Linked DNA regions of Homo sapiens: region 2 is linked to region 1. Evidence: read pairs that join two places in POLR2A ChIA-PET (ENCODE). Cell type or tissue: PC-9. All regions are shown on one strand. Each heading gives the region's core, and the rest is flanking DNA. Links, peaks and the distances in the headings are about the cores only. Region 1 has its middle 28 kb from the start of PRR20G. Region 2 has its middle 91 kb from the start of PLXNA1.

Region 1 (12,548 bases), core at 2,827-10,826:
CTTTGTTAAACAGATACTTGAAGGCAGCATACTCCTTAAGAGTCATCACCACTCCCTAATCTCAAGTACCCAGGGACACAAACACTGCCGAAGGCGGCAGGGCCCTCTGCCTAGGAAAACCAGAGACCTTTGTTCACATTTTTATCTGCTGACCTTCCCTCCACTATTGTCCTATGACCCTGCCAAATCTCCCTCTCCGAGAAACACCCAAGAATGATCAATAAATACAAAAAAAATTAAAAAAAAAAAAAGAAAGAAAGAAAGAAATAAGGCTAGGGATAACTAAAAAGAAAGATAGCACCCAGAGGGTTTTTCAAAATGTGTTTGAAGCTGGGACGAATAGATTGCGGTAGGCAGGGTAGCTTTCAATTTCGATAACTAGGAGACTGTACACATTTATAATTGCTCTAAAGAAATGACACTTTCCTTTGGTCTTCAAGTTTCCAAGCCTTATATTCAAAAGAAGGTAATACCTAAAATCAGCAAATGATCCTCTGTTTTGTAGATGAGCAGCAAAGATGTAAGAATTGTTTTCTCCTATATCCTAAGAGTTGCTTTGCTTAATATATGAAAGAGACACTCTGAAAGATTATTTGCTTAAAATATGGAAGAGACAACCTGACAATGCCTACATGAAGGAGGAAAAGGAGAGAAGTTTCTATTTATTGAGTGCCTAGTATGTACTAATCAATATTGCTAATATTTATTGCACATTTAATATTTGCTGGTCAATGTGTGTTTTCACTTATTTATCTTCGCAAGAAGCTTATAAGGTAGGTGCTATTATAATCATCATTTCGTGATGAGAAAAGGATCTTAGGCAAGTAAACTATCTTCACAGGAATATAACCAGGATTTGGTCCCATGGAGTATAACTCTAGAACTCCTGTGCTTAAAGACAAATGCCACCATTATACCACTGGATCCTCTTAACAACTGTTGGAATACACAGGCATTAACCCCATCACACCAATGAAGAAAGTAAAACCTAGAAAGGCTGAATAATAATTTGCTCTAGGTCATGCAGCTACCAGGTCACAGAGCCAAAGTGGAATTCTAGGTCTTTGTAACTCCAAAATCTTTTTCCAAGAATGCCACACTGCTTTTCCTTGTGTTTCTCCTAGGATAGGTGATACAGGAACATAACAGCCATATTAAAGCTTTCTTTCATTCTTTAGCTAAGAAAGCACTGCATCTTAAATAAAAGGGTATTTCCGTTTAGAATATTTATAAAGGTTAATGAGGAACGAAATGAACTGAAAGCCAGCAGGGAAATATTCCCAGCTGTAAACACCAAACTTTTACATTCTAATTCTACAAGAAAATATCCCAAACAGAACATCAAATTTTTTAATCAGATGCAGGTGAATCAGCTGAGCAACATTTTTACCATTTTTTTATCTCTGTTTAGAGGTCACTACCGACTAAACATTGGCAACATCACTCTGTTCAGGCAAATGTTGGATGAAGTAGGTGCTTAAAAAGGGAAAGGTGGACTCAAGTCCTACAATGAGGAATTTCCCATAAAAACAAGGAAATTAATACAGGATTTCTTTCGTCTTTTTCCATTAAAATTATGAGGTCTTTTTTTATCATTTTTTTTCAGAAGGTGGAAAAGGAGTAAAAAGACACGGAGTCAATTGTGCCTTTTATCTTAGTGGGAGTAGGCTTTTGGGAAGCTAACAGCATATATCTTATAAAGGCCTCTTTGTCACTATGTATACTCATGGTCCAGAAGGCAAAGGTTCTGGGGGCATCTATGAGCATCAACTTGGGCAATCTTGGTGATCACAGGAACAGCAAATCTTCTTTAAGTTTTGAGAGAGACCATAGTGAGATAACAGGGTTGATCCAAAGCCTGTAGAAAATCTAGGACAAATTATTTTGGCAACTGGTTCCAAACCACTTCATACCTGCCAAAGGGTGCATCAATCTACTAAGCCAGCTTTTACTAAAGCCAGTTCTCTCTTATACTGACAAGGAAAATTAAAACCAGATGGGGTCAGATAATAACTTGCCCTAGGTCATAGAGCTGGCAACTAACAGAACTACTTGTCTATCAAACTAATGGCATCCTCTTTATTAGCCATATCTGCCTACATGACAGTTTTTTACCTTACTAGACCCAAGAGGTTTCCCAGCATCTCAAATACCTAAAAACACAGACATTCAATGTCACTCTCTTTCCACCCCGCTTGCCTCCCTGTACCTTTCCTCATGCTGACTTTCCTATTTCTGCTCATGCCACCAAATTTTTTTCTGAATCATGAAGGCTCAAAACCTTAGAGTCATGTTCAACTCATCTTCCTTGCCAAGTTCTGCTAATTCTGCTGCAACAACATCTCCCAAATTTGTTCACTTTCAAGCATCTCAGTGGTAACATGAAGTGTAGGATACCATCACCTGCCTTTCACTTAAACTACTCAATGGGTTCCTAACCCCTTTCCTGCCTTCTAGTCATATTGTATTCTAATTCATCCTTGTTCAAATCTATCCTTACACCACTACTGAATTAATCTTTCTAATGTCTCATTATGTCACCCCAATCAAAAATTTTTTATCTCAAGTCATCCCGAGTAATTTCCACCTCATTTTCAAACCCATATATCAAATATTTCATGAATATGTTTCACTTCATATAAATTGGGTATGACCATTTAGATTCATTGGTTTTTATTTATAACTTTTAGGTAGTACATTATACGTTTCTTAATATTCTTATTTCCCACCCTATTATTTGCAAATTTTTGAAGGACAGAGACTGCATCACACTTTTCAGTTTCTGGTGATACTTAATAATTTTTGCCAAATAAATAATCAGTAAGTTTTTTTCACTTGGGTGCAAAATAATCAAATAGACTGGAATTAAAGTATGTCAAGGTCTGCCTAAAGCAAATCTCTCAAGTTAAAATGAAATAAAAGAAATTTATAAGAACAACAACAACAAAAATCCTACCCAGCAAAACTCCAGTGCTATCATTGAAGGTCATTTTTGCTTTTGCATACTTTTATTCTTTCATAGTTCCCAATATATCCCCTTTCTACATTTTCTTGAATCAATTTTGATCATTTGTATTTGTAAGATAAAATCTTTCACTTTTTCAGGGTTTCAAGATGACCAGCACAGACCTGAATGCAGTGTGCATTTGTAACACACATGTCCTCTGTCTGTAGACACAGTACCTTCCTCATTTTGATGTTGTAAAACGTTTTCATCCTATGACTAAATTTTCTATACTGCTAACAGGCTGTGGTTAATAAATTAGAGGGCTCCATGTTTATTGTATTGATCACTTGTCTGTAAAGGAAAAAAAACATTTTTTTCTCCTACTATATTCTCACTCGACACCCTCAATATTTCACTTCTGACATCAAGCATGTGTGGGTTTTTCCCACACAACAAGCAATCCTCTAGCAGACACCAGCTGGGTGTCTCACAATTTAACTCAATTCCAACACCACCTACCTGGAGATTGTGTCAGATATCACAGGTTGAGGGCTCAGCACCACAAGTCTGCTCCCACTGTTGATACCAATCACCAGCCCCAGGTCGTTTTTCCTGTGCTTCTGACCGAACTGCTGTGAATCAGGGTTCCCATGAGTGCCCTCCTCATGTTTAATAATTTGCCAGGACAAATCAAAGAACTCAAAGAAGCATTTTACTTACTATTGCCAATTTATTACAAAAAGAAATAAATATTTATTACAAAAAGGAAGACAAAACGAGGATAAAAACAATGGGATGAAAAAATATACCATGAAAATACTAACTGAAAGCTGCAGACAAACACAGGCATCACAAAAGATAAAAGGAAATATTATTTGTGGAAAAGGGGACTTTTTTGCACAGTGATAAAAGAGTCAATTCTGCAAGACGACATTAATAATCCTGAACATACATGCACCTAGCAACACAGTGTTAAAACACATGGAGCAGAAACTGATAGGACTGATAGAAGAAACAGACAAATCCATTAATACATCTAGAGACTAAATAAGTGGACCTTGGATTTATTCATCAGTTCTTCTAATTTTCTTGTTTTCAAAATTATGATTGTAATACTATCATTTCCTTTCTCTTGCTTTCTTTAGCTCTGCTTTTTTTTAAAAAAAATTGAATTCTTAGTTTATTTTCAGATTTTCTTACCTACTATTGAAAGTACTTGGCCGGGTGAGGTGGTTCACGTCGGTAATCTCAGCACTTTGGGAGGCCAAGATGGGCAGATCACGAGGTCAAGAGATCAAGACCATCCTGTCCAACATGGTGAAATCTCATCTCTACTAAAAATACAAAAATTATCTGGGCGTGGTGGCACACACCTGTAGTCCCAGCTACTCAGGAGGCTGAGGCAGGAGAATCACTTGAACCCAGGAGCCAGAGGTTGCAGTGAGCTGAGATTGCACCACTGCACTCCAGCCTGGTGACAGAGCGAGACTCCATCTCAAAAAAAAAAGTGCTTAAGGCTTTGAATAATCCTCTGAATATAGTTTTAAGTGTCCCCATTTGTTTAAATATGTAGGGTTTTCACTATTGTTGCTTTTTAAACAAATTTTAATTGAAGTCTTATTTTTCTTCAGCCAAGAACTCCCCCCACAGAAGACTGCAGGTATTAGTCAAAGGAAAAAAAATTAAGATAATAACAGACGTTAAAGAAGTCTATTAGATCCATGTCCCTGAATGGAAAGTCTAAATAGTTCCAATATGCTATTTCTTCTTAAATAATTGTGATATCTAGTTCAAATTGGCAGGGTAGTTCTGAAGATTACGTGGAAGAATACACTTAAAAAATGATGAGCATGATCTACATTACTAGATAATAATATTATTAAAAGGCATAATACCATGGTGTGATCCTGGCACTAGAATAGCTGAGCAGATAAATGGAAACTGACTTTGTATGTATGACAAACTTATGCGTGATAGAGGTGACACAGAATACAGGAGCAAGGAAAATAGGAAGAAAGGCTAAGACATCAGAAGAAAAGGCTGGGCTGTGCAGTAAAGTCTACTGGGATATTGACTAAATACTCTAAAAAAATACAGATCATCACCTTGCACCAAAGTTAATTACAGATGGATTAAAGATTTCAAAGTAAAAAGTGAACCAATAAAATAAGTAGAAGAAAATAAACATGATAATTTACCTTATGACAATATGGAAAAGGACTTCTAAGATAAATTTTATTGTTTTTATCAAAGTAATACATATTCTATGTAAAAATCATAGCACAGCTATCACTAAAATAAAAATTACCTACAATTCCATAACCCAAAGAGTTCTCTACTAACATTTAATATAAAGCTTTCCAGAGATTACATATGAATATGTATGTAATGCTGTAATAGACCCTGTCCTAGTCCATTTGCATTGCTATAAAGAAATACCTGAGGCTGGCTAATTTATAAAGAAGAGAGGTTTATTTGGCTTATTTGGCTCATAGTTCTACAGACTGTACAGGAGGCGTGGCTCCAGCACCTACTCTTGGTGAGGCCTCAGGAAGCTTCCACTCATGGTGGAAGAGGAGGGGAGCTGGCAAGTCACATGGCAAGAGCAGAGCAAGAAAGAGAGAGAGGGGAGGGAGGTGCCAGGCTCTTTTGAACAATCAGTTCTTTTGGAATTTATAGAGCAAGATGAGGGACTCCCCCCATGACCCAAACACCTCCCACCAGGACCTCCTTTGCCTCATTCCATGGCCAGGTGTGGAATCCCAAGGAAGTCCAGGCCCCAGAGGAGCCCTGGACCACTCGTGGCCTTCCAGAGCCCTGCAGGGCAGCAGGCACTAGAGTTTCTCCTATACAGATTCCCAAACCCATCTGGGATTCTATCCATCCCGCCTCAGAGGCCTCTGCCTGGGGACTTCTCCAACCCCACCCAGCCTGCAAATGCCATGCCAGCCATTGCAGGACAAGGAGATGTAACTTCATTCTGAGTTTTCTTTCTCCATTCCTTATTCTTCCCTGCTGGGCAGGCCCCATAACTTCTCTGGTCCTGTAGATGGCGGGGGCAGTGATAGTTATAGTCATCGTGTTGCCAATACAGCATCCCAGGGCCACATTAAATCACCAGCCTCTGTGTCAACTCAGTGATCCGACGTCCTCATGCAGGAAGCAATCAGACAGGATTTAGAGCCATGTCTCCTTCCCCTGCTCTGGGGCCTGCTGCAGACCAGGAAGAACCGCGTGCTCAGCTCCTTCCACTCCTCCACCATGCCAAGCTACATTACCCCCGCTGGGGAGCAGGGGACAGGAAGAATTTTCCTTGATTGGGAACTTGGTTGTTCTCTGGTTTCTGGAATGTGTCAGGTGTTTCAAGTTGGCACTTCCTCTTACAGGGCCTTCCAGGGGCTGCTCATCCTAGAGGATGCCTCATATTGACAGCCCTCTTGCTGTGATCACTCCCAATTCCTTCTACAGCCCTGGATCTGTGTGTCCCTTCAAGCCCCGGGCAGCCAGGAGGCTCTCTCAGGCATGTGTCCACCTCCAGTCCAGGTGACACGCTCACTCACTCCTTAGCCCAGCAAATCTTGGAAGCAGTGACTTTCCAAACCAGAGTCCTTTAGCTTAGCCTCTGCAGGTCACTCAGCCAGCCCTCACCCTCTCTACTTTCGTTGTTGCTGTTGTTGTTTGAGACAGAGGCTCACTCTGTCACCCAAGCTGGAGCACAGTGGTGCAATCTCAGCTCACTGCAACCTCCGCCTCCAGGGTTCAAGCGATTCTTCTGCCTCAGCCTCCCGAGTAGCTGGGACTACAAGTGCGTGCCACCATGCCTAAGTAATTATTTTTTGTATTTTTAGTAGAAACGGGGTTTCACCATATTGGCCAGGCTGGTCTTGAACTCCTGACCTTGTGATCTGCCCTCCTTGGCCTCCCAAAGTGCTTGGATTGCAGGCATGAGCCACAGCACCAGGCCTGTACTTTCATATGTGATTCAGACAGTGTGCTATGGTATTCCCCAAACTGCAAGAGCAGACAGCAAGCTCTCAGCAGTTTCTTTGGTACGATGACAAGATCACATCCCCACCACACCCCTTGGGCAAGGTGGGAATCACAGCAGAGCTCTCTCCAAAATAATCCTATTCCATATATTTCTCAAAAGCCAATTATTGGTCCTCTTATACCATCAATACGGATGAGAGGTTAAGAGCTGTATAAATGGTTTTTACGACTTTTATTATTTTTCATATAAATTCTTCACACTTTAATGTGCATTTAAGCCACCTGGAGACCTTGCTAAGGTGCAGATTCTGAGGGGGCAGGTCTGAGGTGGGACCAAGATTCTGCATTTTAACGGAATGGTATCCATTGATTGGACCACACGTGCACAGCAAAAGGCAAGTAGCACTGGCTGTTACACACTGGAATCGTCTGGAGAGATATAAAAAGCACTGAAGCCAGGAGCCAGCCATGGAATCTGATGTCCTTCATCTGGAGCATGGCCCGGTTTCAGGAATTCGGAAAGCTCCCAGGGGATGGTGCCATGCAGCCGGAGAGAAGTACAGACCCAGGCAGGTTCCAGGGACCTGCACTCTGCTGTCTTTGGGATTCGGGCCTCCACTCCTTTTGACTTGCTGTTGCATGGCTTTATCCTACCTGGGCTGGTGGGAAAGCTGACTGTTGGTGGTGGTGTTGACTTCGTGTCTTGAGGCGTTTAGGGTTTTGCTTTTGAAAAACAGAAAAGAATGAATCTTAGATGCCAACCTAGGAGAAGAGGAAAAAGGAGACAAACAGAAATGATCTGATTTTAAATCTCAAGTGACTGACTTCACCTGGAAATGACTAGATCAAAATTGCTGCTATCTGAAGAAAGCGTGTGAGGTAGAATTGAGTACAGACTTAGACAAATGCAACATGCTACAAATGTTTGTTATCTGAGGACAAGACTCAAAAATATATCATCTACCAGAATTACATTGCTGCAGTTATGTAAGCATGTTGCACCCATAAGATAAAATGCTTTGTAGGCATAAAAAGGTGCTTTCAAAGAATATGTAATGAGATGAGAAAATGTTAAGTAAAAACATATATTAAGAACTTTGTATGTAATATAATTTCAACTTTGTTTATAATGTGTGTATGTTTATTTGTAGAAACAACGCTTGAAGGAAATACTCCAAAATACTGACAACAGTGATAAACTTATTAATAATTTAAATTTCGTTCTTTCCATTTTTCTGCATGTTTAGGGATTTTTTTGTCTTTTTAAAACAATGAACATATGTTGATGTTGTAATCAGACAATAGTATAAATGAAAAACGAAATAAGCCAAAGAGGTGAAGGAAGCACCAAGACTGCTGGGGCTTCCTCCGAAGCTGAGGTCGGAGCCTCATGACGCACAGACGAGAGGTTCTCATAAAGAAGGTGAGAAGGATACAATTTAAAAAAAAAAAGAAGCTGAGAAAGAGAAAGAGATGCACAGGGGGTCAACAAGAAATGACCACCAGGACCATCGTATTGGTAGCAACACTTGCCAGGAGAGGCAGCCGTGAGCAGCTTGCTCCACCCCTGCTCAATCTCATGAGGTTGTGCCTGGAGCCATTCCTTCCCTGGAGATAAGGAGCTCAGGAAACACAACCTGTGCTGAACTCACCACCGTGCTTGAGGACACCTTTCTCTGTTGTTTCCTCGTGTGTACTTCTTTGGTCTGCTTCAGCGTATCCATCATATCGTGCCTGGCCAACCTCACTGCCATATCTGTTGCCGACAAGAGGGAAATGAGGTCCTTCACCTGCAGCCTGAGAGGGGCACGTGCAGACCACCTCCCTGCATTGGCTTCAGGACAAGACCCACTGGCCACGGGGAACCAACAGTCACTAGTGAAGTTTCTCCGTGTAAGTAAAGTATTGTTCCATCCAGTGCCTGTGTGAGTTGTGTCTTTCTTGGCAACCCTGACACCTGTAAACTGTGCAGTGGGTTGACATCCTGCTCCAGGTGGTAGGCAGCAGGTGTCACCTGCTTCACAATTCTAATGGCTATGTGAACACTTCCTTGGTGCCAGATGCAGTGCTTGGTGTCTAAGCATCTCTGTGGCCTGATGAGGCTACACTCTTGTTTATCCTTCCCTATTTCACACTTGAGAAAATTGAGGCAGTAAGCATTGAGTAACCTGGCCAAGGCCACACAGCTCATACTGCAATGCTGAGACTCAACCTCAAATTTGTCTAGCTTTAGATCCTCAAACTGGAGCATCTCAGTCTTGCTGCCTCTTCCTCCCTCAAGAGCAAGTGGAAGTATCCAGGGTCAATTGAACAAACTCCTCCTTCACATTGTCCAAGTTTTGGCTGAGTTGCACACTGAGCAGCCTTCAGGGCCAGGTGAGGCTGTGTAAGCTTTTGCTTTAATCAGCTCCCAATAGATTGCCCCACTCCTGCTCCTTCAGTGCTGGTGATTTGTCTCTTGAATTTAAATTGCTCTCCTAAGAAGCCTCATTCATTCATTCATTCATTCATTCATCTCTTTGTTCATCAATCCATCAAACTACAATAAGTCTTATTTTGTGCTGAGCATTGTGAAAGTTCACAGTCTACATTGTTACCCAACTAGTTAACCAGCCAGGAGTGAAAAATGGAACTTGTAGGTCAAATGACAGAGCAGGCACGTGTAAAATCCACCCCCAACATGCACCCCAAAAGTGTGGAGGTACCTGCTATGTCTGAAGGCTTGTGTCTCCCCACCATAATTCATATGTTGAACCCTAATCTCTAGTGCAGTAGTGTTGAGAGGTGGGGCATCTGGAAGGCAATTAGGTCAAAAGGGCAGAGCCCTTGTGAATGGGATTAGTGCCTTTATAAAAGAGGCCAGGGAGAACTTGTTTGTTCCTTCTGCCACGTGAAGACACAAAGAAGGCATCATCTATGAGGAATGGGCCCTCACCAGACACTGAACCTGCTGCTGTCTTGATCTTGGACTTCCCAGACTCCAGCACTGCGAGAAATACATTTCTATTGTTTGTAAACTGGGTGTTTTATTACAGCAACCCAAATGGACTGAGACAGCATCCAGCTACATACTTAAGTTTTAAGAACTTAGCTGAGCTCTAAAGCAGTAAGTGAAATTTCTAGGTGGCAGACACAAACTCAGTACAAGTGAATAAAATTAAAAACACATGACACACAGTCCAGGCATGGTGGCTCATGCCTGTAATCCCAGAACTTTGGAAGGCCAAGGTGGGTGGATCACTTGAGGTCAGGAGTTCCAGATCAGCCTGGCCATCATGGTGAAACCCAGTCTCTACTAAAAATACAAAACTTAGCAGGGCATGATGGCAGGTGTGCACCTGTAATCCCAGCTACTCAGGGAGGCTGAGGTACGAGAATTGCTTAAACCCAGGAAGCATAGGTTGCATTGAGCCAATATCACACCACTGCACTCCAGCACTCCAGCCTGGGTGACAGAGTGAGACTGCATCTCAACAACAACTACAACAACAACAACAACACATGATGCACAGGAGCAAGGTCTCCAAGGAAGCGGGGGCTTAGTGCCCCAGCAGAGTCATAGAGAGAGACAGCAGAATGGGGCAGGTTCAGATGTGTGATTCCTTGGAGCCTGGAGCCAGATACACCTGACCCTCTGTGAACAAAGATTATGCTTTGGGTTTTAAAGTTGGTATGTTACAGTATTTTGTTGTGCTTGCAGATACATTTTACATGGAAATGTGCATCTTACTATATTTCTAATATTAAGGAACTCAACACTTATACAGCTTGGTTTGGGTTCATTATCAAGGTGAATAAGCAGCTTTGCATAAACACTTTCCTACTACAAACATTTTAACAAATGCTTTTTTTAATAAACATTTTTAATCTTCAATGTTAATGTTACAAGTCAACACTTTTTGAAACTATTATGACAAAAATTTCAATATTACAGGAAAATGAATCTTCTTAGCAAACAGATGTACACAGAAACTCAACTTTCTGAAGGCAAGTCATAAAATAAGTATAGATTGAACTCAAATTTTATGGTAATTGGTATGCAAATATTCCCCAGTGTTCTCCTAATCCATCTAACAAGATGTAATGGCTAGCTTATTGCTTGTCTTCTCAAAGCATCTGTGTCAACAGACTCCCTTTTTTTTTTCAAGGTTCTTCATTAGCTGCTAGGCAAAGCCCATGTCTTCTGCTTCAGTTATATTTCCTAGCCAAGGCTGAATGAAAGAACATGGGCTTACTTATTTCTGCTTCTACAACTGGGATCTGAATATTTATGCCCACTGGGTGTGGGAGGCACCAGAACCTACGGGAGCTCTCCGTGGTGCTGGCCATGACATCAGCTGTGGGCCAAGCTGCCCTTCCTCTAGCCTTGATCTCACCTTGAATGCCCTTCATGACTCTAAGGCCAGCAATGATAGTGACTCAGATGCTGGCTTAATTGTCATGGTCTTGACCCCAGTCCTGGCCTTTGCCCTGTCCTGAACACTTCCTGTCCTTCCTTACTCTGAAGAACACTGATTGCCACTGTGCTCCTCCTAGACCCATTTACCCAGTCCATCCTATTCTGCCCACTTTTGCAGCCCCTCCCTGAAGGTTTACCAGAAGTTTCAGGGCTCCTCTATGACAGGTCCCCTCCAAGGGCCATTCTCTTTCCTTCTTTTTCAGACCGTTCCATCTTTTCATGTCCCATCAGCAAGTCGCTCCATTATTCCATGTCTTGGACCAGAGCCAAAGTCTGAGCTAATATTGTGTTGTGTCAATTCTGAGTCCCATGTCTGAGTCTCACCTCCCCAAATAAACTGGGTTCTTCAGACAGGGAACCCCTCCTCCTTGCATCCTCTTGCTGTGGTTGGCACAGAGCTGGGCACACTGGGGGCTCTGGCTGCACAGACTGATTGGATGATTGATGACTAATTGCTAACGGCTAATTCTAACCAGGTATGAGGAGCTGAACAGGGGCTGCCGTCTTCTCCGCCTTCCTCCACCTGCAGGAGTCTCTGTCTGTCTTGGGCATGGATCCTATGCTGCCGAGTGTGTAAATTAAGGAATAATAGAGCTGCAGAAGCATAAGCCCTCAATGATGGGGAATATGTTTGTCTGCTAAGAAGCAATTTCAGCGAAAATTAACTCCATTTCAACAGAAAGAGTGAGGCTTGGCATAAGCTGGCCAATCCCAGAGGACAATAAAATTACTTTGTCAAAGCTCTGCTTGCTTAAATTAACCAAGCGAGCACTCCAGGATCCTGGCTAGATACAGCAAGTAACTAGGTTTTAATGAACAAAAATAGCTTCTTGGATAAATGAGAAAAATAAACCACAGCCTACCTCTAGCACAAGTACACATGGTGGCTGTCTCAAGGACACTTCCCTCAAGGTTATGCATGGCCATGAGTATCCTGTACAGTTTAGAACCATCTACATGTTGGCATTGGCTGTGCATCCTTGGGACTTGTTCTTGGTCATTGATGTCCTATCCGCTCTGTCTACACTGGCTTTGCCCTTGAGAACTATGTTCTTGGCCATAGTGTCGTGGACAGTGAATCCTTTTTGGTTTTAGCCTCATGACTATGGACTGGCCACTCAGATCCTGGGAAACACTGGCCATTTCCCCCAT
Region 2 (12,548 bases), core at 2,125-10,124, 240 kb before region 1:
GGGCTGTGTGCCAGGACTGGCGGGCACTGTCCATGAGTTGGGAGTAGCCCCCCTCACCAGCAGGAAGACAGGACGTCAGTGCCACCACTGCAAGGAGCTGAGTACTGCCAACACCCAGCAAGCTCACAGGAGGGCCCGGGAGCCTCAGCTGAGAACCATGCCCCAGTGACCCTGAGATCCAGCCTGAAGACACCTGTGCCGAACCCCGGCCTGCATGGGCAAGGCTTTAAGTCACTTCATTTGTGGTAACTTGCTGTGTAGCATAGAAAACGAATACACAGGTCTGGGCGTGGGGAGAGGAGTCTGCTTTTAGGAGCAGCCTTGGTGCTGAGGTTGGCTGCCGGGACGAAGGAGGAGAAGAAAACAGGAGCCCAGAAGGATTGGGCCGTGGCCCTGTGCCCAGTGTCTCACACACAGATTCTCAGAATGTCCCTGCAAGGCGGGGGTCCTTGTCCCCCTTCACATATGGGCCCTGGTGGGCCCTCACACATCCAGGTGATGAGGCTGGGACCTGAGCCAGAGGGACCCCAGCTGCCGTGGGGGTACCCGCAGAGGTTGGTCTGTGGATAGAGTGTTCACAGGCCACGGGACTGACACTTATAGGCACTGTTGGGAGGCTGACGGCTCCTGTGCCCCCACCCACATCCTACCATGCCTGGGGAAGTGCAGCTTCCCAGCCACTCCCGCCCAGGCTTCCTCACTGGGGCTTCCTGGGGTGCTCCTGGTTCTCGTGTTTGGTGTAGCTCTCATCAGGGAAGAGGATCTCCAGCTCTTCTGTTGGTCCCTCTGGCTTTTAGGGCTCAGCCCAGGGTCCCATGGGTTCAGGCCTCTCTCCACAGGGTGTCAGCAGGCTCGGCCACTTGCCTCCTCACCCCATGTGGCTTCTGAATGTGGGATGATGGGGTGGCCACCTCAGGTTGAGGCCAGCTGCCCCTGGAGCCCTGCGTGCAATGTCAGAGCCTCTTGGTCCTGGAAAGCCGTGGGGCCAACCTCCGAGAGAGGGTGTCCTGGGCTCTCAGAGGACAAGTGTCTCAAAGAGCCTCGAGCAGCCCAGGAGAGGAGCAGGTAGAGTGTGTGGAGGTGAAGGGGCCCTGTCCCACCCATGTTGGCCCCCAGCCCACACTGCCCGTCTGCCAGCGTGAGCAGCAGCGCGAGGCCTACCAGCAGGTGAGAAAGGGTATGCAGACGAGAGGGATCATCCCAGGAGGCTGCAGAGATGAAAATAAAGAATCAGGCATCACAGCGTAAGAAGTAATATTGTTACAGTGCATGACACAAGATCTAGAAACAAGAGAGTCACAGAAACCTAACAAAGATGAGAACTTTAGAATGTAAATGTAATAAAAGATAGGAAAATGAGATGCAGGATAAGGAGATAAAAGGTGAGAAGCCAACGAGCTGCCAAGCAGAAGGCTGGAAACACAAAAGAGCGAAGATTAAGAACAAGGGTGAAGCTCATCGCCACGAGGTAATTTTTTAAGTAGATGAAACCATAGGTCAAAAATGAGAATTAAGGGCTAGGGAGTTATGAGTAAAAAGGAATATAACAACCAAAGAAAAAGTATAATCACAGAGCAACATTTTAAACGATTCTCTCCTGTCCAAAAACACACAAGTTACCCAACCGCCTTCCAAGTAAACAGGACCAGGAAGGAGAGAGGAAGGGGAGAGGGAGAGGCAGAAGGCAGGGAAGGTCAAGTTAACATACAAATCAATACAGTAACATGAGGGTCACGAACTGAAAAGTTGCTAGTAAAATCTCAGTTTCTTCCTTCAAAAAGCACAGACCCCATTCCTAAAGAGGAAACTTCTGTGGATAACCAGACCCCTCTGGCCAGGGGGCTCCAGGAGCTGCTGCTGGTCCTCCAGTGTGGGCTGAGGGTGCCCCGAGCCCTGTGCCCCGCTCCCGAGCTCGCAGCCTGTTGTCGATCGCCTGCACACTGGCCCTGGCTGGTCTTGGTCCAGTGCACAGGGTCCCTGGCATGGCTGTCCACGTCTCCCCAGCTCCCACGCCGCCCCACACTACCTGCTCACTGCTCTGCCGTCCTCCATCCTTGCTGCTCAGAACCCTGTAGCCCTGACACTGCCACCCCCAAGCATGGAGGTGGCAGAAGTCCCCACCCACAGCCACCCCCAGGCTGTCCTGGTTACGGAGGGCAGAGGCTCTTAGACCTAAGCCTGCACAGAGCCTCAGGTCTGGGCTTGCTCCAGGGTGGGGCCCCAGCGCACAGGGCTGGGTAGCTCCAACAAGTCCCCAGGTGACAAGCACGCCACTGGCTAGGACCATACTTTGAGTGTGTTGGGAGTTGCTACTCAGGAAAGGAAACCTTAAAACCAGCTTCTAGGAGAGCCTGCTCCCACACTGTTTTGGCCACGAGTCCCTGGCCCTGCCACACCGTGGGACTCTCATCCTCACCATGAGAATTCCCTCAGCTGAGCCAAAGACTCTCATCTGCCCACTCCTGCCCCAGCACCCAGACAGAGTGAGCCAGTCAGGGGTGCAGGTAACTGCCCCCACAGCCCTTCTTATCCACAAGGAAGCCAGACACTGCCTTCCAGAAGGGACCCTGGTTTGTCCTTTGCTGATTCAAAAGACTTAGAAAATTGTTCCTCAAAGGAAAGACCCGTCCTGGTTCTGCTCCTATAAAGGCACAGACTGCTTGTAGCCAGGCTGGGAGGATTGGGAATGCCGGGGTTCCATCACTGCACAGCAAATCCTCCACCTCCACGTAGTGGCACCAACTTGAGCCATTTTGTTGCACTCACAGATGCTGTGGCTACAGTTCGGAGAGGGCATGGCAGGCGATGGCTGGCTTGTACTCCAGGCCCGGCTGGGAAGACTCCAAGGCTGGGGGAGATGGGATGGGAAGTGAGTGGGGGCTCCTTTGCTCACACATCTGGTGCCAGGCCTGGGAGAACTTGAAGGCTAAGACAGGTGACTCGTGAGTGGCCTTGAGGTGGTGGAGCCTCAGCTGCAGTGCTCCAGGGAACGAGAACAGGCGGTGTGGCTGTCCTGACCTCACCATGGCATCACACAGCGCCACTTCCAGCACTTTCTGCTGGCTGCAAGCAAGGCTCCATCCTGCCCACATCCAAAGGGCACGACGGGAGGATGGGAAGGCCACGCTGCAGAAGGGTGTCATATGGAAAGTGTCATTACGGTTGTCTCTGGAAAATTCCATCTGTACAGGACCCTGCTGAGATGCTCAGAGAGCTTGGAGAACAATTGAAGGAGCCGCAGTCATCCTGAGAAGGGACATTTAAGTTGGAGCTTGGAGGATGAAGGGATCATCTTGGCAAGGGGTGAGGGCAGTGGGCAGAGGAAGTGAGGATGGGGTAGAGTGTGGGGTGAGGACCAGGTGGCCCTGTGACAGTGGAGGCATCAGCAGGGGGTGGACCATGCAACCTGGCAGGCCAGGGTAAGGAGGGTGAGGGAAAGCCTCATGAGGCTCTGGAGTAGAGACATGCCATGAGCTGAAGCAGGAAATATGTTGTAAAAGAGTGGCGTCAGGAGATCTGCTTTGATGCCCTTGCAATTGGCCAGACAAGAGAAGATGGTGGCAGGGACAGGGTGGGGCAGGTGGCAGCTGTGCAGAGGGAAAGGAATGAGTGATTCAAGAGAGAGGGGCCGAGCCAACAGAGCTCAGGCTGAAATGGGCCTGGGGTGCAGGAGGGGCGTGGTCACATGATGCCCAGGTATAACTGGGGTGCGGGGGTGCCACTTAGAGCCCAGGCATTGGTGCCACTTGTGGGCAGAGTGCCTGGGGCAGCAGCGTGTGCCCTTGCCACTCCAGCAGATGTGGGTGTCGTCCAGAGGGGTCTGCTCCTTAGACAGCCAGCGCCCCGGAGTCCCTGAGCAGCCCCACGGAGGCTGAGTCGGCGCTTGTCCTCCAAGGGGGTTTCAAACATGGTGGCTGGTGTGAGACAGGCCCAGTTTCAGCCCTGGCTCCACTCTTCATTGGCTGGGAGACCTCAGGCAAGTCACCTTGGCTCTTTAGGCCTTGGTTTTCTCATCTGTAAAAGGCAGTGAGGGTATGTGCCTTGCAGGGGTGTTGGCAGGATTAGTTAGTGCTGTTACTTGGCCGGAGCTGGGTAATGTTTGCTGAATTAGCACATGCAGGGTTCGTTGCCGCCCCACATGGGCTTAGCAAGTCTGGGGCAGGAGGCGAGAGGAGGGAGGGCCCAGCAAGGCAGCCAGTGCAGACCCCCGGGGAGTGGCAGAAGTGTCTTCAAGGTAGGAGCTGGGATAGACTCCCCCCATCTGCCAAGAGCAGCTTCCCAGGGACAGTGGGAGCTGCCATTGCAAGCTCTCAGTGGGCACAACTGCATGACCAAGTGCTTCAGGGAGGAGAAGAGCAAGCAAACGCAGCCGGAGCCCTGTGCATAGTGCTGGCCCCAGCCTGAAAGTCGCCAGAGCTGCTCAACTTCATGCACGCATGGCAGGGTGGAAGTGCCAAGGACAGACCCCACACGTGACCCTCAGAAGTCTCTGGTGTCCACGGGACTGAACCTCAGCCACCTGCAAGTGGCCACCCGCCTGTGTCGAGCCCTTCCCAGCAGGTTCCCTTCCCCCTCTCATTTCTTCACAGCCCTCCAGGGGGTCTTGGGCTCAGCCCCCATGCACACTACTGGCACTGGAATCCTTGCATAGCCTTGAAGGAACCCATATGGAGACTGTGGGGCTGGGCAAGGCTGGGAGGTGTGGGCCTGCCCTGAAGCTGGGTGAGGGTCCCACTTGTGCAGAGTAGCCAGGCCCAGGCATGGAGGACCTCCCTTGTGTCGGATCACACACCTGTTCACTCCCAGGAGAAATGGGAGAACTGAGAACAGGATTGGGAAGCACAGGGACTTTCCCAAGCCAAATGGAGGGTGGAGACAGGGCTGGAGCAGAGAGACAAAGAAGAGAGACAGACATGGATGGGGCAGAGTGACCCTCTGCTCCCCAGCACGTACTGGGTGTGGAACATCTGGCAGGTAGGTGTGGTGCCCCTTCCCAGGTGGAGACGCAGGCCTGGCAGGCAGGGAGGGTGGGGACCAGACTCCTCCAGCCTCTGAGGACACAGGTAACTGGGAGCTGACCCTCTGTCCATCTGCTGCCAACATCGTGTGCCAGTGCAGGGCAAGGACTGGGGAGAAGCCTCACTCTTGACCACTGCAGAGTGGAGACCAGTGGTCAGAGGGCCATAGCCGGCTGCTGTGAGAACGAGAGGTGACTGCTCCCCTCCTAGGCCTTCCTCTCCTGCCTGGTATGGCCAGTGGGGGTGGGTGGAGGGCTGGGGCTTGCTGGTCTACCTTCACTGATGTGGTCCCAGCCCCTAGGCCCAGCCCTAGCATAGAAAGCATCTAGGGAGCTTCCCTCTCCACTCCCCACCCAACTCCTCCTCCTGAAAGATGCATGGAGTGTGAAAATTTCATCAAAGCAGCTTGCTTCCTGGGCTCACAGGCGGGGCTGGCGCTGGGAGCCCTGGGGCCTCAGGCCGCCCTGCTGCTCAGTCAGCCCTGGACGCCCCTCTGGGCTGCTGTAGAACTGGGACGAGCAGCGGGTTGATGGCTAGAGTCCCTTTGGCGTGTGTGCTAGGAGGGGCTGGGGAGGGACAGAGGAGGCGTCAGGCCAGCTTTGTGGGGTGGGGCGGTGCTGACACCCGCAGGAGGGGCTGCAGCTGGGCAGGCATCAGAGTGGGGTTCGGAGTGTTCCCAACGTCCCAGTGACCATGACTGCTTGCTTGACCAGCATGCATTCACTCATTGACTCTGCAGCTTTTCATTATTGTTATTTTTGTAAAACAGATGCTGCATTTGCAAGGTTTTAAAATGAGATGGGCATTTCGGGCTATTCCTGTTCTTTTGCTGCCAGAAACAATGTGGTGTGGGTAATCTTGCTCAGAGTCTCTTGAAATGTGGGTAGGTACACCTGCAGGGCAAAATTCCGCAGGTGGGATTGCTGGGTCAGTGGATAATGTTGATGGGAATTGCCACACTGCCTTTCATAGAGGCCATGCCACGAACCCTTCCAGCAGCAAGGCAAGCAGTGCTCACTTTCCTGAGGTCTGGCCCACAGAGCAGACTGAAAACACTTGGAGTCTGGCCAATCTGATAGAGAAAACATATTTTGAAATATATAAAAAAGCTGGATTTTCTTTTGTCCTCTCTGAGTGGCTTTCTTAGCAAACAGCTACAGGGTAAATTGTCCTGCGGCCAGAGTATAATGAGCTTATTTTAACTGTGTGTGGTGCCTGTAGGAGCATATCCGTGTGCATGTGTGTGTGGTCATGTGCAAGTGTTCGTGTGTGTGCATGCATGTGCTAGTGTGTTTGTTTTACTTGGAGCATCCAATCCAGCCCTGGTCACTGGGCAGGAGGAAACTCAATCTGAACACAGCCAGGTACCCTCTGGGAAGACAAGGCTCATTCCCATGGCTCTGCTCCCAAAGAGCTGAAGTTAGTGAGACCTGGCTGGTGAGTTAATGACAGGGCCAGCTCCAGAGCAGGGCAGTGAGGGGCAATGACTGCAAGTTAGGGGAGCTTGGGGGTGAGGCAGGCTCAAGCAAAGGCTTGGCTGTGGCAGACAGCGTACTTCCAACGGGTGCTCCTAAACACTTGGAGACCTTGGAGGGTAAAGGCAGAACCTACCACAACTCTGCAGAGAGCTGGGCTAGTGGGGGAGGTGTCCCAGGAAGCTGAGCTGTGTACCAGCCACCTCTAAACACAGGGGCCTGAAACAATATCATATACTATTTTCAGACTTTAAGTATTGGCAAGCTGAGCTGGGAAGTCTAGGCTGAGCTTAGCTGGTCTGGGCTGAGCTCTGTGGTCTGGGCTGTGCTTGACTGGACTGGGCTGCGCTACATGGTCTGGGCTGTGCTTGGCTGGTCTGCGCTGTGCTCTGTTGTGCTGGGCTGAGGTCTGTGGTCTGGGCTGAGCTCTGTGAGCTGGGCTATGCTTGGTTGGTCTGGGCTGAGCTCCACGGTCTGGGCTATCCTTGGCTGGGCTGAGCTCTATGGTCTGAACTGAGCTCTGTGGTCTGGGCTGTGCTTGGCTGGTCTGGGTTGAGCTCTGTGGTCTGGGCTGTGCTCTGTTGGGTTGGGCTGAGCTCTGTAGTCTAGGCTATGCTTGGCTGGGCTGGGCTGAGCTCTGTGGTTTGGGCTGAGCTCCATAGTCTGGGCTATGCTTGGCTGGGCTGGGCTGAGCTCTATGGTCTTAACTGAGCTCTAATGCCTGGGCTGAACTCCGTGGTCTGGGCTTGTTCAAGAACCAGTGTCCTGTTGCTGACTTTTCCGGCTGGCTGCTGTAGACTTGTGTCCGGAATTGGTGGGTTCTTGGTCTCACTGACTTTAAGAATGAAGGCACAGACTCTCGCAGTGAATGTTACAGTTCTTAAGAGCGGCCTGCCCAGAATTTGTTTCTTCTGATGTTTGGATGTGCTCAGAGTTTCTTCCTTCCAAGGGGTTCGTGGTCTTGCTGACTCAGGAGTGAAACTGCAGATCTTCGTGGTGAGTGTTACAGCTCATAAAGACAGTGTAGATACAAAGAGTGAGCAGTAACAAGATTCATTACAAACAGCAAAAGAACAAAGCTTCCACAGTCTGGAAGGGCATGCAGTGGCTTGCCATTACTGGCTGGGGCAGCCTGCTTTTATTCTTATCTGGCCCCACCCACATCCTGCTGATTGGTCCATTTTACAGAGAGCCGATTGGTCTGTTTTACAGAGAGCTGATTGGTCCGTTTTGACAGGGTGCTGATTGGTGCGTTTACAATCCCTGAGCTAGACACAAAAGTTCTCCATGGTCCCCACTAGATTAGCTAGATAAGGAGTGTCAATTGGTGTATTTACAAACCCTGAGCTAGACCCAGAGTGCTGATTGGTGCATTTACAAACCTTGAGCTAGATACAGAGTGTCGATTGGTGCATTCACAATCCCTTAGCTAGACATAAAGGTTCTCCAAGTCCCCACCAGATTAACTAGATACAGAGTGCCAATGGGTGCATTCACAAACACTGAGCTAGATACAGAGTGCTGATTGGTGTGTTTACAAACCTTGAGCTAGATACAGAGTGCTGATTGGTGTATTTACAATCCCTTAGCTAGACATAAAGATTCTCCAAGTCCCCACCAGATCAGGAGCCCAGCTGGCTTCACCCAGTGGATCCCACACCGGGGCCGCAGGTGGAGCTGTCTGCCAGTACCATGCCATTTGCCGGCACTCCTCAGCCCTTGGGTGGTCGATGGGACTGGGCACCGTGGAGCAGGGAGCAGCACTCCGCCGGGAGGCTCAGGCCACGCAGGAGCCCACGGCGGGGCAGGGAGGCTCAGGCATGGGTGGCTGCAGGTCCTGAGCCCTTCCCCGCGGGGAGGCAGCTAAGGCCCGGCGAGAAATTGAGCACAGCAGCTGCTGGCCCAGGTGCTAAGCCCCTCACTGCCCGGGGCTTGTGGGCCAGCCAGCTACTCCCAGTGCGGGGCTTGCCGAGCCCACGCCCACCCAGAACTCAGGCTGGCCCGCAAGTGTGGCGCGAAGCCCCAGTTCCCGCCCGTGCCTCTCCCTCCACACCTCCCCCCAAGCTGAGGGAGCCGGCTCCGGCCTTGGCCAGCCCAGAAAGGGGCTCCCACAGTGCAGCGGTGGGCTGAAGGGCTCCTCAAGCGTGGCCAGAGTGGGCGCCAAGGCCGAGGAGGCGCCAAGAGCGAGCGAGGGCTTCGAGGGCTGCCAGCACACTGTCACCTCTCAGAATGACCTCCACAGGGACCACCTGGCTCCATAGGGCCTCCCATTCTCCAGCAGCCTCCAGGCCAAGTTTGTGGTCAAGCAGAGGCAGGGCTCTGAGGGAGCGTGAAGTGTAGGCTGAGCAGTGGCATATCACTCCCACCCATGCTAGTGGTCAAAGCAAAATCTGGCCAGCCAGAATCACATGGTGGGGCAAGGGACTCCAGAGGAAGGATGGAGCCTTGTGGCCAATTTTGCAATCCATCTTCTTCAGGAGGACAGAGTCCATGGGGGCCATGTCCCTGGGGCCATCTGTGCAAAGCTGGCCACCAACAACATTCAACTCACAGCACCTAAGCTGGGGGCTGGGACCCAGGAATGGGCAGCAGGTGGCTCTGCCCCCGGAGCATGCGAGCCAGTCACACCAGTGGTGGGAGCACCACGAGCCGTACCAGGAAATGTGGGAGAAGTACTCCTGGAGAAGTAGTCTGGGCCAGGGTTGAAGGGTACTTAGGTGTGCACCTGGGCAGTAGGGGTGAGGCGGGGCACTTTCTTTCTCCCGGTCCTCCCTCCTGGCCTAAAGGCAGAAGGCAGAGGAGACCCAGCCCTGGAGCTGAGAAGGGAGGGGATCCCAGCGTTTGAGCTGCAGGCCCACAGCCCCGCACGGGCTGTTCCTGCGTGGGCAGCCCAAGGATTAAACAGATTTTGTTGGGATTACTGCTGCCAATCAAGTTCAAGTGCATTTTTAAGAGCTTAATTTGTGGCCCTAGGTTTCGAATAAAATCGTCAAGTCCAGTCGATTAAACTCATTAAGGCGGGTGGACTGGCTGGTGTTCACACTGCCATCAGATTTGGAGAATTAATTAGGGGCCTGTTATCCTTTGTCGGGATTAGCAGAGCCAGCCCAGAGGCCCAGGGTTTCTGCTAAAAGACAGGCCCATAATCTCTTTAGTGGGGCCTTGGGAGACAGAGATCTGGGCAGCTTTGAGCAGGAAGTGCCACATGGGTGTCTTTGATTCTGCCGTGTGCAGACTGGCCGTGGGTCGGGGGTGTGGGCAGGCTTTAGGGCTTGGGCCATCCTGAGGGTGGCTGGCCCAGACAGCACTTCAGGCCACATAACCCTGCATACTATCCATGACCTATTCCCCCATCTCACAACAACTTAGGAGGAGGGCGCCAAGAGGACTTCTGCTGGTTCCTTTGCCTTCAAAACCACCCCCGACCCCAACTGCTGGAGTCTCAAGGCTCTATCTCCTTGTGAACCAGGTGGTGTGAGCAAGCTGGCCACCAAGAGCATTCTAATCCCTTGGGGGACATTGATTGGTCTCTGAGTGGGTGGGTATGTGACCCAAGAAGAGCCAGTCAAGGCCATGTCAGGGGGTGGTTGGGGTTTCTGGTATAGCTAAGGGCAAAAATATTAAGCCTGGAGCTGCCAGGCCCTGCAGGCCCTGCCTCAGGATGGAGAGAGAAGACAGATGAGTTTCTAATGACACTGGGTGAGCCGCTGGATCTAGCCACACCTAAAGTTTACCCCTGGACTTTTCAGTGACCTGAGCCAGTCCATTCCTCCTTGGAACAGGGTCTCTGTCACTTGCAACCAAGGGACAAATCAGCCCAGGTCTCAGGTCTCTTGCCTTCCAGAGCATTAGGGCTGAGAAGAAATTTAGAGGGTCTTTTTTCTTTTCCCGCCCATTTACAGAATGGGGAAACTAAGGCCCAGAGAGGAGAAGGACTTGCCCAAGGCTGCTGCAGATATTAATGGCTTCTGGTCTTCTAATGCCTCCTGGGAAAGAATCCTCCCCGCACCTCCCTGGTGGGTCTGGCCAGGCCAGTGCTGGGTGGGGTTTACCAGGTGTCCATACCAAAGGCAGACCGTGGTCAGAGCAAGTGGATAAGCTGGAGACATTTCCAGGAACTGGGGGAAGCAGAGTGCCCCACACACACGGGTCCCAGGTGATGGCTCTTACCCAGCTCAGGACCCTGGCTGGTGTCTCTGGGCCCGGCACTGGGCACTGAGTCTTTGCTGGGGTCTTTCTGTCCTGAGAGACCCCAGCAGGGGGGGTAGGGGAGGGACTCAGAGCCAGATTACCAGGGTTCAAATCCTTCCTGGCCAGTCGCTCGCCCTGTGACCCTGGATTGATCATTTGGCTTCCTCGAGTGCACGCTTTCTTCGTCTGTCTGAGGGGGTGGTGGTGACAATGGGGCTGCGGGAGGCCTGGGAGGCAATGCAGGTCTAGCAGGGAGCTTCGTGAGTGTCGTGGTCCACATTGCACCCTGCCCCTCAGTGCTGCCTACTGGCCTCTCTGCCTCCACTCTTGCCCCTCCCCCATCAGTTCTCAGCACAGCAGCCAAGGGCATCTTTTAAACGTTAAAAGTCAAATCCTGCCACTTGCATGCTTAAAGGCTGCTGAAGAAGCTTAGAATGCAGCTTAAATGCCTCACTGTGTCACATGTCCTGGCAAATACGGACAGGTGACAAACCCTGAGTAGCTGTGCGGTGGAATATGCCAGCCATGTTGTTCTGCTCAGGCATTCTGTGTGCAAGGACTCTGGATGGGACCTGAGCATGTGGCTTGCTTCTGCTGTACCAGGTCTGGCTCAGTGGAGCCTGTAGACTGGAGCGCCTGCCCACATGTCCCCAAGGGACTCTAGCTTCCTCACAGCATGGCGGACAGGTGCTGAGAGGGGTTTCTGGAGAGCATGGGAGGAAGCAGGAGGAAGCTGCATGCAGGCCTTTTCTGACCTAGCCTGGCAAGTTACATAATGTCGCTTCCACTGGACTCTAGTGGTCCAAGAAGGCACAAGTGCATGCTGTTTCAAGGCCAGGAGACATAGATGGAGAGTGGCTGTGTCACTTGCAGAAGAGCACATGAAATGAGAGACGCTGGTGAGGCCATTTCTGGAAACCATGGACTCTCCAGTCCACATGGTCTGGGCATGGCCCATATGTCTGAAGGAATTGCCTCTCCCTCTCCCTCACTCATATGCAGGCAGCTACCTTCTCTCTGTGCCTCAGACATGACAAATGCACTCTGCTGCAGGGCCCTTGCACTTGCTGTTTCTCCGTCTCCACATGACTGGCTCCTTCCACTCCTGAAGTTCTCAGCTCCAGTGTTCCCGCCCTAGAGAGGCTCTCCTTGACCCCTGGTCTAACCACTGCCCCCTCCAAGAATGCTCTAGAAAAGCCCCATCCAAGAGAAAGATTATGCAAGTCACAAATGTAATTTGAAATTTTATGGTAGCCACATTAAACAAGAAATTAATTTAAATGTATGGATATATTTACATGTCTGTTTGTATTTACTTATCTTTCATATATTTTTAACCCAATTTATCCAAAATATTATTATTCAATATGTAATCAATATAAAAATGTCAGTGAGGTATTCTGTGTTCTCACTTTTTTTATTGTACTATCTTTGAAATTTCATGTATTTTACATGTATAACACATGTCAATTCAGAAGCTAAATTTTTGTAGGAAATACTTGATCTGCTTTTAGGTCTGATACAACTTACTGTTGAAAGAGACTACTTCCATAGCCACCTTGTTCCAAAATAACTGAACTGATTTGAACATCCATTTTAACATTTAAATGACTTAAAATTCAATACAATGAAAAACCCAGGTCCTCAACCTCAGCGGCTGCCTCACACGTGCTCTGTAGTCATATTTACCCAGTAGAGACCGCTTCTATCATTGCAGAAGATTCTATCGGGTTGTGCTGCTCTAGGACAGTCCCAGCCCCTGTCCACATAGCACTCACCGCTGTCTGCGAAGATCTCACTCTGCTTGTTCAGTTGTTCACCTCCTTTCCCTTCCTCTGGAGCATAAGGACCTTGTTCCTGCCCA

Evidence for each region. Peaks named below come from ENCODE experiments on the same cell type or tissue, not always from the same donor. Only the 100,000 strongest peaks of a DNase experiment are listed, where the experiment ranks them.
Region 2: POLR2A ChIA-PET joins it to region 1 with 14 read pairs; 2 of 35 experiments call an interaction of 5 or more read pairs at or near these places.

The regions. Positions count from the first base shown.
Region 1 is chr3:127,309,472-127,322,019 of GRCh38, forward strand. No RefSeq gene overlaps it. Among named protein-coding and RNA genes, the nearest start is that of PRR20G, 28 kb to the left of the region's middle. In PC-9, for the core only: no CTCF peak of the experiment used is centred there; no DNase peak of the experiment used is centred there; H3K27me3 peaks cover 2,851 bases.
Region 2 is chr3:127,068,086-127,080,633 of GRCh38, forward strand. No RefSeq gene overlaps it. Among named protein-coding and RNA genes, the nearest start is that of PLXNA1, 91 kb to the left of the region's middle. RefSeq lists enhancers at 2,446-2,946, 2,947-3,447 and a silencer at 7,637-7,706. In PC-9, for the core only: no CTCF peak of the experiment used is centred there; DNase peaks (open chromatin) are centred at 6,026 and 7,006; H3K4me3 peaks cover 885 bases; H3K27ac peaks cover 1,676 bases; H3K27me3 peaks cover 95 bases.